2 separate regions of the Homo sapiens genome follow, and region 2 is linked to region 1. Evidence: chromatin loops called from intact Hi-C (ENCODE). Cell type or tissue: GM12878. All regions are shown on one strand. Links, peaks and the distances in the headings refer to the core of each region. The heading gives the core; the rest is flanking DNA.

Region 1 (8,334 bases), core at 215-8,214:
AGGCTATTTCTTCTTAAGTTTATATTGATTATTGTTTTCTGGAAGTTAACCATTTTGTATGTCTTCCGAATTAATTGACATAAAGTCATACCTGATTGTCTCTTGTTACCTGTTTTAATTTCTGGTATATTTGTAGTTATGTCCCTTTCTAATTCACAATTTCAATATTGCTTTGAATATCTTTTGTATGTAACATCATGCTGAAACTGGCTGTAAGAAAGCCAAGTTTTAAATAGTTTTAATAGCTAATTCTTCCGAAAACCCAGAGTTGTAAAGAGGAATAGAAACAGAAATACCACTAAAACTACTTCTCCATAACTTCTACCTACTGTCCCTAATTCTTCCCCTGGGAGTCACATAACCTCAAATGTGTACTTCTACATACTCCTTAGAAATTATTACTCTTAAGTAAATCCAAAGTGGTGGTGTTTTGTTCAGTCCGTTCAAGAAACAAGAGACAATACATATCTCTCCTGAAATACATCTTTTGCAGTTTAAGGAGCCTCAGTTTTTCTGAAAGTTACTCAAACACCCTGCATCCCAAGCTCTTTGCTAGCACTCCTTTCTGATGATCCATCCCCAGGCATCAGCATCTGGAACTGAGTCCTTTAGTCCAAGCGTAGTCTGACCAACATGAGGAGAATGAGTCTAAGGCTATCCTCTCACTGGACCATTCCCTTCATACTTCCTAAAATACATTTCTTGCTTGTTCATCACACTGTTGACTCATGTTAATTTTGCAGTCAACCAAATATTTGAGTCTTTTTCACACGTGCTGTTGAGGAATCTTTATCCCCAAGTAATAAAAGAAGACTCCATTATATAACTCCCTAGTCTACAGACTTCAAAAGAGAATTTTAAGCATGTTTGGGCCTTGAGCAAAGCACTGAGATAAAAAGTTGAGGGTGAAGGAGTAGCAGACAGTACTATCCTCAGCAATTAGAGGAGGAGTTCTTTCTTTATAAAGGAAGGCATCTCAGCTGGGTTATACCATAGTCCAATTTCCACAAACAGGGAAGGAAAGAATTCCCTTTTACTGAGTACCGACTGGGTGCCAAGTCTAGGTTAGGTGCTTTATGTGTGTTTATCTCGGCTTTCGTGCTGATAACATCATTGGGTCAAGGTGCAGTGTAAATAAAGAAGGATGTAAATAAATGCTAGGTAAAGTTATTCCCATTTTATGTATGAGGAAACAGAAATTCACAGCATGACTCGCCCCAAATGATACAACTAAAAAGTAATGGGGCCTTGTTCAACTTCTGCACTCTCAGCCAGGAATGAATGACTACAAGTAGAGAGGAGGCAGCAGGCAACAAGAGCAATTGGATGATGCTTTGTGGTTTAATGAAGGACAGGACTTTCACCTACATTAACTCTTTTGGATCACCTGCTCCACCTACCATAAGAGGCTGATTCTCACAACAGCCTCTTATGGTAGGTGGAGCAGGTGATACAATCTTTATTTTACATAAAGATTACAGGGCTCAGAGAACTGAGGGACCTACCCAAGGTTGCCCAGCTAGCCAGTGGTAGAGACACTTTGACCCCGGCTTTCTGACAGCAAGCACCTCTTTTGGCAGCAGGTATGGGGCAAGGAGAACAGCAGGGACCTGGGGCAGGTGTTGACAGATCAATGTGGACATGGGGAAAAAAGCCCCAAAACCCCTCACCAAGGAAATGTAATGCTCTGTTATTTATTTAAAAAAAAAAAAATTTTTCTCAAGCCTTTGAGATGCACAGAAGAGGCCTGGCGTGGTGGCTCATGCCTGTAATCCCAACACTTTGGGAGGCCAAGGCAGGTGGATCACTTGAGGTCAGGAGTTTGAGACCAGCCTGGCCAACATGGTGAAACCCCATCTCTGCTAAAATACAAAAATTTAGCCAGGCATGGTGGCTGGCACCTGTAATCTTAGCTACTTGGGAGGCTGAGGCAGAGAATTGCTTGAACCCAGGAGGCAGAGGTTGCAGTGAGCCAAGATCACACCACTGCACTCCAGCCTGGGCTACAGAGTGAGACTCTGTCTCCAAAAACAAAACAAAACAAAAAGAAGATGCACAGAAGAAAGCAAGCCCAGTGTATTAGTCTGTTCTCACGCTGCTAATAAAGACATACCTGAGACTGGGTAATTTATATGGAAAGAGGTTTAATGGACTCACAGTTCCACATGGCTGGGGAGGCCTCACAATCATGGCAGAAGGCAAAGGAGGAGCAAAGTCACGTGTTACATGGCAGAAGGCAAAAGAGCATGTGTGGAGGATCTCTCCTTTATAAAACTGTCAGATCTCATGGGACTTATTCACTATCATGAGAATAGCACAGGAAAGGCCTGCCCCCATGAATCAATTACCTCCCACCGAGTCCCTTCCATGACACATGGGATTTGGGTGGGGACACAGCCAAAGCATATCACCTAGGTCGATGACAGAAGCAGCAGAGGTGCCTAGGACAGAACACATCACTCCTTCTGCCACAAGCATGTGCTGGAAATGCCTCCAGTCAAGTATCCTTAGAACAATCGTTTTCCCAGCTATTTAAACTCCACTGAAGTCAAGCACCAGCTTATTCCAGGCCAGGCTTTGCCTGCTAATTAACAATTCACCTGCTGGTTACTAGTTCCCACAGGGCCTCAAGTGAGACCAAATCCCCCAGCTGGAAGGTCCTCTTTTTTTTTCCAGCACTGCTAATTCAGCTCTGTTGCCCATCTCAAGCCTGGCTGAGAAGTTGTTCCCCTGCAGCCCCCTTAGTTGCCCCAGGGATTCTAGATGCCCTCTATATTCAAGCCAACATTCATCGTCTGTCAACAGGTGGTGGACATGTACTTTTATGATTGTACTCAGGTTCCTCTGAGTTTTGTTTTTTCAACCCAGACATTAAGAAATCCTTATTTCCTATAGAGGATTTAAGAAATAGAAAAATGGCATGAACCTGGGAGGCGGAGCTTGCAGTGAGCCAAGATCACACCACTGCACTCCAGCCTGAGTGACAGAGCGAGACTCCATCTCAAAAAAAAAAAAAAAAAGAAAGAAATAGAAAAATGAAATTAAAAAAAAAGATAAAAGACATTAAGAAATCCAGAAGCAGAAACACAACTTCTCCAGTATTTTCCAAGCCTGGCTATGGATCAAATTCACCCAAGCACCTTAAAAGAATATACAGATACAGAAAGGATTCTGCAGCAGAGAACCACGTTAAACATTACTTGGATGCCATCAGCAAAATGCAGACTCTGGAAAAAAAGAAAAAAGAGAGAGAGAGAGATGAAGGAAGATGAAGGGAGAACTTGTACATTAAAAGAGACTTAAGAAACGTAACAACCAATGGGATGTTTGAACTTAGTTGGTTCCCATTTCAAAAAACACAAGGTAAAAACAGACAAATGAAAAAAGAAAATTTGGGACATTTGAGAGACAGTTAAAATTTTGAACACTGGCTATATGATGATATTAAAGACTTTTTATTATTTCTGTTTAGATGTAATAATGGTATTGTGGTTATATTTTGAAAAGATTTCATATCTTGAAGAGAAATGTACTGAAATATTTTTGGCTAAAATGATGTGTCTAGGAATTGCTTCAATATGGAGGAGAGCGAGTGGAAATCCAGACGAAGCAGGAATGGCCATCAGTCGATGATTTTTACAGCTGGATGTTAGGTTCATGGAGGAAAGTGGGGTTCATTATACTTTTTGTTCTACTTCAGTATATGTTTGAAATTTTCTGTAATAAAAGTTTAATCTCCCCAGTTTTGTGAACTATTCTATTTATTTTATCCTCATCCTTTAACACACCTATGTACACGGAACTTCCTGTGTAAAATGTTTATTGAGTGTTTATTCCCCAGAGGAGAAGCAAAGAGGAAGTAAGAGTAGGATATTTTTGAACTATGTACAAATACAACCAGTTTCAGACCCTTTTATATGATCTATACTCATTCTAGACTGAGCCACATAGAAGAGCTGTTCCTGAAGTCAGATCAGCCTGGTTACCTCTAAAAGACCAAAAGACTAAACTAAAACAGCCTTTTTTTTCTTCTGTGGAAGCGTACATGTGTGTTTGCATGTGTACGTGTACCGAACAGCTGTCATGGACCTTTGTGCAGGCTGTGCACTGCACAAGTTTGTCACATCTAAGGGGGCATGCTTCACCTCATCAACACATTGCAGATCTATATATTTATTGTGACAACAGTCTTGTAAGTGGCAGCAAAATGTCTTCTTCTAACAAAATTGGTATTTTTGATAACTTTCCAAAAGATGGAAGCAAAAATATCTTAAAGTAGGGACTTCTTTTCTAATTATGTACTTATGGTATGGGCTAGCAGTGGACCTGAACTGACTGTCTTGCCTGAGTTTGAATCTCTTCCCCCAAACTCACTCACTGAGTTTGTTATTTAATAGCCTTGAGTTCAAGTTTCTTCATCTGTAAAATGGGATGATAATATTATGTACCCTGAGAGCACTGTTCAGAGCATTAAATGCATATAGACAGTATCTGGCCCATAGGAAGCCTTCAAAAAGTGTTAGAGATTAGCTATTACCATATCTGTTCACCCATATCAAATTTTATAGGTGTCGGTATGTTGCGTTATTCATAAACTCAACTAATAAATTTTGCAGTGGACTGAAAAAAGACTGTCTCCACTATTTCATGAATCCAAACTATTTTAAAAAGAGGATTTTCCCCTAACCATCAGTTCTGAAAAATGCAAGGAAGCTCAAGCTCCAGGTAAGCAGCCAGGGTTTCTAAGCCTCTCTGCGCACAGAAGCTGTGTGCATATGCTAATGAGGAACCTTTGAAGAAAAGTGCTGGGGTTTTTCCAACGCTCTAACTACTTGGCCAGTAAGCCTTTAATGATGGGAAAAGACCCAGTGGGAGTTGCCAGCCACAAAAGGGGTTTTACCTCACAGGCAGAATAGTCAAAATGCTTCAAGACGTTAAAAGCCTATTTTTAAAAGGAAAGAACACAGAGTATGTCTTTAACTTGATGTTAAAAATAAACTCAGCCGCCTCCTCTGCGTTTCCCACCCTCTCCCACTGTCCTTCCGTCCCCTGCACTGCCCTAAAGGAAAGAAAGAGTGCTTTTGTTTCATTTTTATTTTTCTCATGAGCTTTTCTTTCATTATTATTTGTTTACTCTTAGCCAAACTTGTTTTTCCGTTCACAAAACAAGTTGCATTTTTCTCTTAAAAATTCCTCGGGGATTCCCAGGAAGCAAGACGGATTATCAATTAGAACTAGCCCGTGTCAGGATGAGTAAAAGATTCGCGCGGAGATAAGCAAAGTGGAGCCCTTACGGCGTCCCTTGTGCCCAGAAAGTATCTGCAGGGGACGTTGTTCAAGCAAGGGGGCCTTTTATTTATTTTTTATTTTTTTATTTTATGTATGTATGTATTTATTTATTTTTGAGATGGAGTTTCACTTTTGTTGCCCAGACTGGAGTGCAATGGCGCGATCTCGGCTTACTGCAACCTCTGCCTCCCGGGTTCAAGTTCTTCTCCTGCCTCAGCCTCCCAAGTAGCTGGAATTACAGGCATGCACCACCACGCCCGGCTAGTTTTGTATTTTTAATAGAGACGGGGTTTCTCCATGTTGGTCAGGCTGGTCTCAAACTCCCGACCCCCACGATCCTCCTGCCTCAGCCTCCCAAAGTGCTGGGATTTGAATGCTTTTTCATATTGGGGTTTAAGTACAGACACTTCCTGAGGCATGACTAGACATAGCAACACTACTTTGCTGAGCTGCCTTCAATAAATTCCATTAAGCAGCCATAAAATTCCAATAGATCAGATGTGCCAGTTTTTGTTCATGAAAAAGCTAATCTGTGTAGCAGAAAAGCTGCCAGCTGGAGTGGAAAAGCTGGATTTCTTATTGTATATTGATGGCGGAGGGATTTCAAGACCCCAGTGGAAGCCAAAGTTGTTGAAAGACAAGGAGACCCAGGCCTGTGCATAGTACTATGATTTCACTGGAGGGAAATATAAGAGATGAAGGGGTGGCTGAAGGCTTGAGACCCTGTTTACTTAAAAATATTAAAAAAAAAAAAAAAAGAAAGCCCTTAGGCAATATAAGATAAAGGAAAAAACAGCAAAAATCATTTTAAGAAATAAAATTCTGCCAGTGTGGTGGTAAACACCTGTAATCCCAGCACTTTGGGAGGCCAAGGCGGAAGGATCACTTGAGCCCAGGAGTATGAGACCAGCCTGGGCAGCATGGTGAAACCCCGTCTCTACAAAGATACAAAAGCTAGCTGAATGTGGTGGCATGCACCTGTAGTACCAGATACTCTGAGGGAGTGGGGGAGGCTGAGGCGGGGGATGGCTTGAGCAGGGTAGAGAGAGACCTGGAAGGAAGGAAGGAAGGAAGGAAGGAAGGAAGGAAGGAAGGAGAGAAAGAGAGAAAGAAAGGAAGGAGGGAGGGAGAGAGGGGAGGAAGGAAGGAGAGAGAAAGAGAGGAAGGAAGGAAGGAGGGAGGGAGGGAAGAAAGGAAGGGGAGGGAGGGAGGGAAAGGAAGGAGGGAAAAGGAAAGAAAAGAAGAAAAGAAAGAAAAAGCTCTAGCTGGGTGTGGTGGCTTGTGTCTGTAGTCCAGATATTGGGCAGGCTGAAGCAGGAGGATTGCTGGAGCCCAGGAGTTTGAGGCCAACCTGGGCAAAGTAGCAAGACCCCATCTCTTTAGAAAATTAGAAAACAAAGTTCCTGTCTAGGGTTGGCCTCTAACTTGCAGCATGACCTCAGTCCAGTGATTTTCTTCCCTACAATTTCTTTTTCACAAAATCAGATCCCTCTCTTCTTGAATCTGTTCTTTAATAGGAATATATAATTGATAAATTACATATAATTGAAAACAAGATATTACATCAGAGCGCTTAATAAGTGAAAATCACAGTACAAACGCATGCTTAAACACTGTTGAAATTTAATGAAGTAATTTTGACACATGTCTAGAAAGTCAGAAGGGAAATTTTGTTACTAAAGGTTGAGTTTGAGCCAATTGTTTTCCAATTTTCATGAAAGCGAAGCACTGTAATACAAAAGCATGCCTAGGAACACTAGCACCTAACTCAATATGCCTTAACAAATGAGTAAAGGAAGAATGCCAAGATTTCCAGCCTGCAAAGCTTCACCTCTAGGGAATCTATGGCCTTCTTGCAATGGATCTTCTAGTTTATAAGCTCACCAACATAATTTGACACCCAGTGAAAATGATATTTTCACCATATGTATATGCCACCATTTTCAAATGTGTGTAGATTGGTTGTGACTAATAAAATACAATAAAAAATTATAAATTTATCATTTGTATATGTATTAATAAAATACAGACTCATTTAAAACATTACCAAAATTGAGTCAATTGTCAACATCTATTTCTGGATCAACCAACTCTAAAATTACAATTTCTTCCAGCTGGGAACTCTGGAGTTTAATATACTATAGCTTTTTGTCATAAATTGATCTCTGCTGTATTAGTTCATTCTAGAAAGTGATGGAACATTGATACTTTGAGTAACTTGTGTGCCAGTAACAAAGTGCTTCCCTAAAGCACAGCCAGGAATCAAGTCTATGATTAAAAACATCTGAGTCAATAACTATTTATTTACTTATTTGTGTTGTCCTGGGAAGGCTTGAGGATGGCTTACCAAGATGCACAAAATTCAGCAAGATACCATCAGTTAAATAAAAGTAATGGGGGAAAAAGATAGGATAGAAAAATGAGTAGCAGGGCTGTGGTTAGGACATAAAAGGCGTTCTGTGAAATCCCACATTCTTCCAAGTGCTGGCCTATTTGGCTCTGCCCTTTGTAAGCAGCCAAAGGGAAGAGGAAACCATTATTAGATACATAACTCATATTAGCTGTTAATAAATATACATCAACTTCTTATAAGAAGCCCAACTCTTTCTGCTGGAAAGATGAGAGAAACTTCAAGAAATGGCAGCGTCCCCAACAACATACCAGTTGCAACAGATCAAAAACTCAGTTTTAGCCCATGTCCTCATGCCAGAGCCAGATTCAGTAACTAATTTTTTACAGACTTTCTCTAATGATGAAAAAGTACTTTTCCAACACTCCGTGAAAATGATCTCTTCCCTCTTGTTTAAGTGGGGAAACAGAGGCAGAGAACAGTGAATTGCTTCCACTTCATATACTAGGTCAATTGCTAAGATAAAAGTAGAAATAATTTGTCCTAGCTGGATATAATTACCTCCAGATGTGCATTTGCAGATTACATGATGATTATGAAGTGCTCTTGAGGACTCCTTAAGGTGTAATGGTGACCTTTGACTCCATTTCATTTTCTCTTCCATCCCCCTGATGCAATTTTCCTCACCCTGACTC
Region 2 (8,334 bases), core at 109-8,108, 78 kb after region 1:
TTATTGAACCTGTAATTCATTCTATACTTTGATCCTGTGAAGACCAAATTCATCATTTTCTTCAAAAATGTCATATAAAACTTGAGTGATCAGTGACATTCTTTATTTTGTTTTTGTAAAATAAGGAAGACATTAAAGCCATATGAACTTCCTCAGTAAATGGAAAGCAGTCCACATCAATGCATTCCTCATCATGGTCATTACCAAGGGATTCACTACTTCTAGGAGGCTCTATCCTCAGCAAACAAACAATGGCCCACTTCATCATTTCCAAGTTGAAGTTCCTTGCCCCAAAATATACTACAATCCAACAAAGGAATGGACATCATTCTTGCTGATATGTCCCCAGATGACAGCATTCTTAAGAGAAGTTTCACAGCTCTGGATAATGTGAGTTTATCTGCAAGCATTGACACAATACACATTCAAGGGAAGTGGTGGTGGTCTTGGCATTGACACACAGTGGAAACTCAACAGTGACGTAGACTACAGTCAACACACATGTAACATCCTCAGGTTATATCCCACTTCAGTCTAGCCTGGCAGAAACAACTAAAATAAAATACATAAGCATGCAACATCCATATAATAAGTTCAGGAATTAAGGATGAGAATGAAAACCATCTATCCCATATACACAGCTTGGGAACTAAGGACTTGACCTGTCTCTCTAACTCTCTCCCTCTCAACACACACACACACTCACACACTCACTCACACACATACATACACTTTCTTTCCTACATTAACGTAAGTTTACTACTCCACTGTCTTCATTAGCATAACTTTACTATTCCAGGAGATTCTAGCCTAAGCAAATAATTTGATTATTCATTACAGAAACTTCCCAAAAAGATCCTTCACTCTTCAACAGGAAGTACCAGCAGACGGTTAACACCCTAAGGATCTTCAAATCCCTCAACTCAAAATCCTTTCCTTGCTGTTTCCAATTCTACACTGTTGTGTTATTATCCTTATTCAATCTTCATCAAGCTCCCTTACCGAAAGATCACCTTAAACCAAACTCCCAATAAAACATATTTTTTAATTCACCACTGATCGGAAGGCATAAAATAATTTTTTAAATAATAAAATACAACCTTGCTTTTTTCCCCTCAGAGATATTACCAAAGCTCTGCCTAGGAGGTGATCTTCCCTACCACAATAAACAATACAGATAGCTTTGACTTATCAGCAGGTTGTGTTGGTGATATTTGGAGAGCCAGCATTTGACAAGTACTTAGTATGGATCGAGCAATAAGCTAAAACATTTGGAAACTGATATATGGCTTAATCTAAGCTAAAACTAAAGCATCTGGAAACTTAATCTATTTCCCCCTAGAGGTCAGAGGCCCTCACTGTTTAAACAATTCCACATCTGGACATTTAAATTTCTGCCTGGTCCAGCATTTGCTACCGTATGTTAAGAGGAATTATTTGTCTAAATGAAAAAACGTTTCCATGGTCAAACAATTTGAAGACTGATGAGTTAAGAATAAAAAGCATCATTTCTTCACTGTGGGACTTCTCAGGGCCTTTAGGGTATACTACTGGGTATCAAAAATATCCAAGAGGGAGTTATTAATATATAGCCTACGCAAAATGTATATAGATGCTTTGTCCTACAGTAACTCCCTAGATTCTCACTGGATACAACAGGGATGATGGACAGTTTTATCTAACCTTCCATCCTGCCGTTTATTCACAGGCCATTTCCAGAGAACATGGTCAGAAAGGAAGATAAATGACCACAGCTGTCTTAGCCCTCAGCAATCAGCTCCGTGGTAATTTTAGGGCTGCCTTGATCTGTGGGCAGGGGAAAATGAAGGAAATGAATTAGCCTGAGTCCTGCCAGCCTTTAAATGAGGATGCCTGTGTGCCCTGAGCTATGCTTAGCTAATTCCAGCCCTTCTCCCCAAAGGGAATGCTGGTCTTTCAATATACTGCCAGGAGTTCCTTAAACCTTTCCCACATCTGTGAACACCAGGCAGAAGTTGTCCAAATGGTCCAAGTTGCTGATCTTTGCTCAAAGGAAGGCCCTGCTGGCATGGACCCCTCAGTTTACAAAGAGGTGGCATCTGACATACTCTGCCCCACTAACAGCTAAAATCCTCATGCTGTTATCTTTCTTGACTGTACCCTTCTGCTAAGATCTCCACTTAAAGGACATTGTTTTGGTCAGCACTCTGACTTGCTTGTTTTGGGTAAAGGAGAGGAAATTGACATTTACTAGACACTTTCTATGCGTCTGATGTCACATAAGACACTTTACATGCTTTATTCCATGTAATTCTAACAAGTGCAAAAAAATCATAATAGCAAATGTTTATCTAGTGTTTCCCATGTACCATGCACTGTTGTAAATGCTTTACATAGTCTCACTCTCTCAAGGCTCAAGGCAACTCTACGTGGTAGATGCTGCTATTACCCCCACTCTATAAATGAGCAAATAGAAGGATAAAGAGGTGAAAATAATTTGTGTAAGGTCACATAGACAGTAGCAGAGCCAGATCGGAACACAGTCACAGTCCATGCATCTAACCACACTACCATTGTCTGCCATTATCTGTCCTGTCAGATGAGAAAACCAAAGCTCAAAGAAGCAGCTCTCTCAAAGGCACACCGGAAGTGGAAGAACTGGTACCAGAACCCATGTCTGTCTACTCCCAAGTCCGTGTTTCTCCTCTAGACCACAGGCTCTCAGAGCATAGTTCCCAGACCAGCAACATCTGTAACAACTGGGAAACTTGTTAGAAATGCAAATTCTTGGCCCCACTCCAGATCTACTAAATCTGAAAGTCTGGCATGGGGCCCAGTCATCTCTATTTTAACAGGACTCCAGGTGATTCCCATGCAGACTAAAGTTTGGGAGGCACTCCTCTACACCATGCTGCCTTCTGTAGAGCACTGAATTTTGATTTTACCGGCAAGGACTAGAGATAGTGCTGTCTAGTGGTTAGAAGCTCTGGGAAGCTAAGAAACAACTTGGTCATGACCCAGCATATTTCACTGTCCTTGACAGTAGACAGGCCAGGGGTTGCTTTTTCCCCCCTTAGCAAATTCATGGAGCAGAAAAAGAACAGCTGCACTGTGGTCAAGAGGAAGACTGGATTCTGTCCTTGGCCATCCTTTACCCTGCTGATCACTTTTCAGATCCAGAGATTCTCAGTGCCTTTCTGTTCAATGTTCTGCTGCTTTTGCCTGCCAGCTTTGTCAGCTCCTACCTGTGACCCTTCTTGTCTTTCAACCCCTCCCACTTCAGGAGGAAGCACTTCTGTGGCAATATGTTCAGCTGATGAGCTGCCCTCCTGGTTCAGATATTGTGCAATGCAAAACATTTCTTAACAATTCCGGAAGCAAACTTTTTTTTTCTCCTTTATTGCTGTCAGGATCAGTTCAGTAGCTACACTAAAGCTTTCACCACTCACTGCTTCACTGAAAAGTTTAAGACCAGAGCGTTCTGCTGAATCAAGCTGTTGTTGAGAGGTTCAGTGTACGTATATAAAACAGAACAATAATTGATTTTTATAGAGGCTGAAAGAAAGTTAAGGAATCTTGGATGGCTCAGGGTGGGAGCTTGAAAGGCTTTTGACTCAGGATGAAGGATCACATGGTCCTCAATTTGTGCTTAATAGCTACAACATGGGGAAAGAGAGAGAGAGAGACACGGTATATAGGGGAAGAAGCTAAGTTAGCGCCAAGCTGAGTATTTTGCAGTCAGGGATCAAAAGGATACTACTTTTAAAAACCATATTTCTTCTTTAACAAACATTAATTCAAGCTCATTGAGTTTCTGTAGGTCATACGTTTCAATCCAGGATCAGCAACACAGAGTGTGTTATTTCACTTTCAATGCTGAGGGTGGGGACCTCCCCCTGCGAGAACATGCTGTATGTTGATTAAAGTTGCAAGGAGAGCTATGAAGGATCTGCCCAAATCTCCTTAATCTCTTTTTCTTCCTTCTTGATAGGTTTCTAGGGATCTGTTGGTTGAATTGTTCTGTGCTTGATATGGAATCTTGGTTTTTATTGGCCCACAGTAAAACTAATTACTACTGGAAAGGGCACCAAATTAAGATTAGCAAGCCTGACTTGATTTATCAAAATGGAATGTATGTATGTAATGGGTGAGTGTGTAGATGTTAGAATCAGGCAGAACACTCCTCAGTTTATGACCTCTCCAAAACCTGGTAGCGGCCGGGCGTGGTGCTCACGCCTGTAATCCCAGCACTTTGGGAGGCTAAGGTGGGCAGGTCATTTGAGGTCAGGAGTTCAAGGCCAGCCTGGCCAACATGGCGAAAACCCATCTCTACTAAAAATACAAAAATTAGCTGGGTGTGGTGGCACATGCCTGCAGTTCCATCTACTCAGGAGGCTGAGGCAGGAGAATCACTTGAACCCGGGAGGCAGAGGTTGCAGTGAGCCGAGATCGTGCCACTGCACTCCTGCCTGGGCAACAGAGCAAGACTCTGTCTCAAAAACAAAACAAACAAACGAAAAAAACCTGGTGGATTATCTTAAGGATTAAGTGGGAAAATACAGGTAATTCCCAACCTGCACAGCTGGGGCATTCAATACTGTTAACTGTTATCAGTGAATTCGCACTCATCGGAGTCTAGTTGGTGCCCGCCCCTGTGCTGGCGAGGCCCTGCAGGATCACAGAGGGACTCTCTGTTGGGGGCAGGCCTAGTTGCAGCTGCACTATTGTCAGCACACCTGCCCCCAACCTAGCCCTGTGACTTTCGAGAAGCTCTGTAAACCCCTAATCCTCCATACCTTCTCATCTGAAAAAACCCACATCCTCCTGGGGCTTACAGAGAGCAAGTGAATGAAATTGTCTGAAAATTTCAAATTGCTCTTCCAGGCTAATAAGAGAGTATCATAATTTGTTATATAAATAGAATATACACTTTTAAATTTCTCAATCTGATTTTAGTTGAACTTTTAGTGCTGTGGCATAATAGAAAGAATTCCTTAAATTGGGATTAGAAAACCTGAATGTAGGTCCTGGTTCTGAGATACTGCCATTTATTAGCTGTGCAACTCTGGGCTAGTCACCTAACCACCCCGGACCTCAGTTTTCTTATCTAAAAACCTGGCTAAGATTATCTACCCCTTAGGCGGATTTTTTTTCTTTTCTCTCCACACTCTGCCTACCCCACAGGTTTTTGTTTGTTTGTTTGTTTTTTGAGACAGAGTCTTACTCTGTCACTCATGCTGGAGTCCAATTGCGCAGTTTCAGTTCACTGCAACTTCTGCCTTCCAGATTCAAGCGATTCTCATGCCTCAGCCTCCTGAGTAACTGGGATTATAGGCACGCACCACCATGCCCAGCTAATTTTTGTATTTTTAGTAGAGATGAGGTTTCACCATGTTGGCCAGGCTGGTCTCGAACTCCTGGCCTCAAGTGATCCACCCACCTCGGCCTTCCAAAGTGCTGGGATTACAGGCATGGGCCTCCGTGCCCAGCCCCCTATAGGTTTTTATATCAAAAACATCACTCCAGCCTGGTCGAGAGAGTGAGATCCTGTAAAAAATAAACAAACAAACAAACAACAACAACAACAAAAAACACCTCACAACTCTACAGGCAGGAATTACTCTTCCTGGCTTGCAAATGGGCTCAGGGACTTAATTATCCAGAAGTCACACAGTGAATAACCTGAGATTTCAAACCAATACCTGAGCCCACACATGTAATCACTATTATTATCACTGTTCTTTTATTGTGCGTGCCATTTTTGGAAGAACAATGAAGTCTATTTGGGTTGACGATCCCAAATCCTCCATCTTAAATCTTCTTATTAAACTGTGTGAAAAAGTTACCATGTAATCTAAATTATGATCTGTTTTCCTACCTTCACTCCTCCAAAATAATTGCAATTATAAAACACTTGATGTAAATTAATCTCTGTTCCTCAAACTTGAGAGTTACATTAAAAAGTCTCAATTATAAATGACAGATAGATGCTGTTCCTAGAGCGAAATCTATCTTGGTTTGTTCTAGGATTTTAAAAAATATTTGATGTAGGCCAGGCACGGTGGCTCACACCTGTAATCCCAACACTTTGGGATGCCAAGGTGGGTGGATCACCTGAGGTCAGGAGTTCAAGACCAGCCTGACCAACATGAGAAACCCTGTCTCTACTAAAAATACAAAAATTAGCCGGGCATGGTGGTGCATGCCTGTAATCCCAGCAACTCGGGAGGCTGAGGCAGGAGAATCACTTGGACCCGGGAGGCAGAGGTTGCGGTGAGCCAACATCGCGCCATTGCACTCCAGCCTGGTCAACAAGAGCGAAACTACGTCTCAAAAAAAAAAAAAGAAAGAAAAAGATGTAAAATATGCCACAGAGAGAGAGAGAGAGACAGAGAGAGAGAGTCTTTAAAGCTTCCCTCACCCCATTCCTGACAAAAGCAACAGAAAAAAATTTTCCCAGGACCCAAGCTCGAGATATTCCTGATACCAGCCACCTCCACAAGCAAGGCTGCTGTCAGTGGAACTGAGAAGCTGCCAAGAAGCTAGGCCATTTCTACTCCACATTTGGTCTGAGGCCAGAGTGTTGTCTTTCAGTTTTTAGACAAATCTCCCAGGGTGATGTAGACCCAGCAATAACCATATGTGACCATCACAGCCTGCAGGAAAGAGAAGAAAGGTAAAGACGGCTTTCATAAATGGCCCTGATCTTATCTGCAAAAGCTGGACAGCTCTTTTTCCAATACAGAAGCAGAAACAGTCGAGATTAAGCTTTGCTTAGGGAGGTAGGGAGTTCTAGTTCAATGGTCCAAATCATGCTAATCAACTTCTGCAAAGGACAGTGTCCTGGAGCTGTGGGCCTTGAACAGCAAGCTCGGGTCCACAGGTTTGGCCACAGTATGACTATGCCTGTGTTATTTAAAGTTTGTCCCAAGGAGTGTTATGATGTGCTTGGTATGGGCTTCACCCCCAGCAGGCACAAGCATGTGCATGCCTCATTGGCACTGTGTCCGTATGGAGCATTGTGAAGGGACTATGTGGAAGGAACAGGAAAAAAGAGACTACTTAACATCCTTTGCTTTGCTCTGCCACGTTTTATATTTACAAGCTTCTGTGTAGAAGGATACTGATGTATGTTCTTGGCTTCCATAAGACAGTGGGGGTGACAGGAGTAAAAAGGAAGACGCCTAAAGACACTGAAGTTTCCTGGTCTATTTGGTCAACAACTATTTAATAGGGGCCCACCATGAATCAGATAAGGTACACATGCTGCAGATACAAATGACCAAGAGCAAGCCTGACTGCTGCCCTTATGGAACTTGGTATCTAGTAGGGGAGTCAGCCAACAATCGAATAGTCACATAAATGTATGGAAAATGGAAGCTGTGGCAAGTGCTAAGAAGACATGGTCATGGTGCCGTGAGCACCATTAATGGAATCTGACCCAGTCCAAGAGGTCAGCAAGGGCTTCCCTGAGAAAGTGATGCTTCAACTGAGACCTTCAAGATGAGTAGGTGCTAAGTAGTGAAAGGAATGAGGATGGGAGGCAAAATCCTGGCCAAGTGAATAGCACATGCAAAGGCCCTGTTTTGGGAGAGAAACAGCTTGGTGGAAGGTAGGAGATCTGACCTAAGTGTTACCAGGAAGGCCCCCCAACCCCTAAACACCTCTGCCTCCTAAAATTCCACCATTATTAAGGAATGCTTTGGGTTAAGATTGTTTTTCTCTTGAAATATTCCCTTTTTTTTTTTTTTTTTTTTGGGCAGGAGACCAGAGCTTATTATTACTCAAATCAGTCTTGCTGAACATTTGTGGATCAGAGTTTTTAAGGATAATTTGGTGGGTGGGGGAAGGCCAGTGAGTTGAGAGTGCTGATTGGTTGGGTCAGACATGAAATCGTAGGGAATTGAAGCTGTCTTCTTGGGCTGAGTCAGTCCCTGGGTGGGGGGCCACAAGATCAGGGGGCCACAAGATCAGATGAGCCAGTTTATTGATCTGGGTGGTGCCAGCTGATCCATCAGGTTCCGGGTCTGCAAAATATCTCAAGCACTGATCTTAGGAACAGTTTAGGGAGGGTCAGAATCTTGTAGCCTCCAACTGCATAACTCCTAAACCATAATGTCTAATCTTGTGGCTAATTTGTTAGTCCTACAAAGGCAGTCTAGTCCCCAGGCAATAAGGTTTGTTTTGGGAAAGGATTGTTACTGTCTTTGTTTTAAACCATAAACTATAAAATAATTTCCTCCCAAAGTCAATTCAGCCTACACCCAGGAATGAACAAGAACAGCCTGAAGGTTAGAAGCGAGATGTAGTCAGTTAGGTCAGATCTCTTCCACTGTCTCAGTTACAATTTTGCAA

Evidence for each region. Peaks named below come from ENCODE experiments on the same cell type or tissue, not always from the same donor. Only the 100,000 strongest peaks of a DNase experiment are listed, where the experiment ranks them.
Region 2: it touches region 1 in a loop (7-fold over the local background); 3 of 110 quality-filtered maps call a loop at or near these places.

What each region holds. Positions count from the first base shown.
Region 1 is chr12:93,163,139-93,171,472 of GRCh38, forward strand. The region is part of intron 3 of LOC643339 (a long non-coding RNA gene); the gene reads right to left. Among named protein-coding and RNA genes, the nearest start is that of LINC02412, 7.1 kb to the right of the region's middle. RefSeq lists an enhancer at 4,553-5,102. In GM12878, for the core only: no CTCF peak of the experiment used is centred there; DNase peaks (open chromatin) are centred at 3,963 and 4,863; H3K4me3 peaks cover 1,939 bases; H3K27ac peaks cover 4,965 bases.
Region 2 is chr12:93,241,017-93,249,350 of GRCh38, forward strand. All of the region lies in intron 2 of LOC643339 (a long non-coding RNA gene), which reads right to left. Among named protein-coding and RNA genes, the nearest start is that of LINC02412, 71 kb to the left of the region's middle. RefSeq lists an enhancer at 2,686-2,945. In GM12878, for the core only: no CTCF peak of the experiment used is centred there; DNase peaks (open chromatin) are centred at 2,575, 3,305, 3,825, 4,735 and 1 weaker place; H3K4me3 peaks cover 1,818 bases; H3K27ac peaks cover 4,800 bases.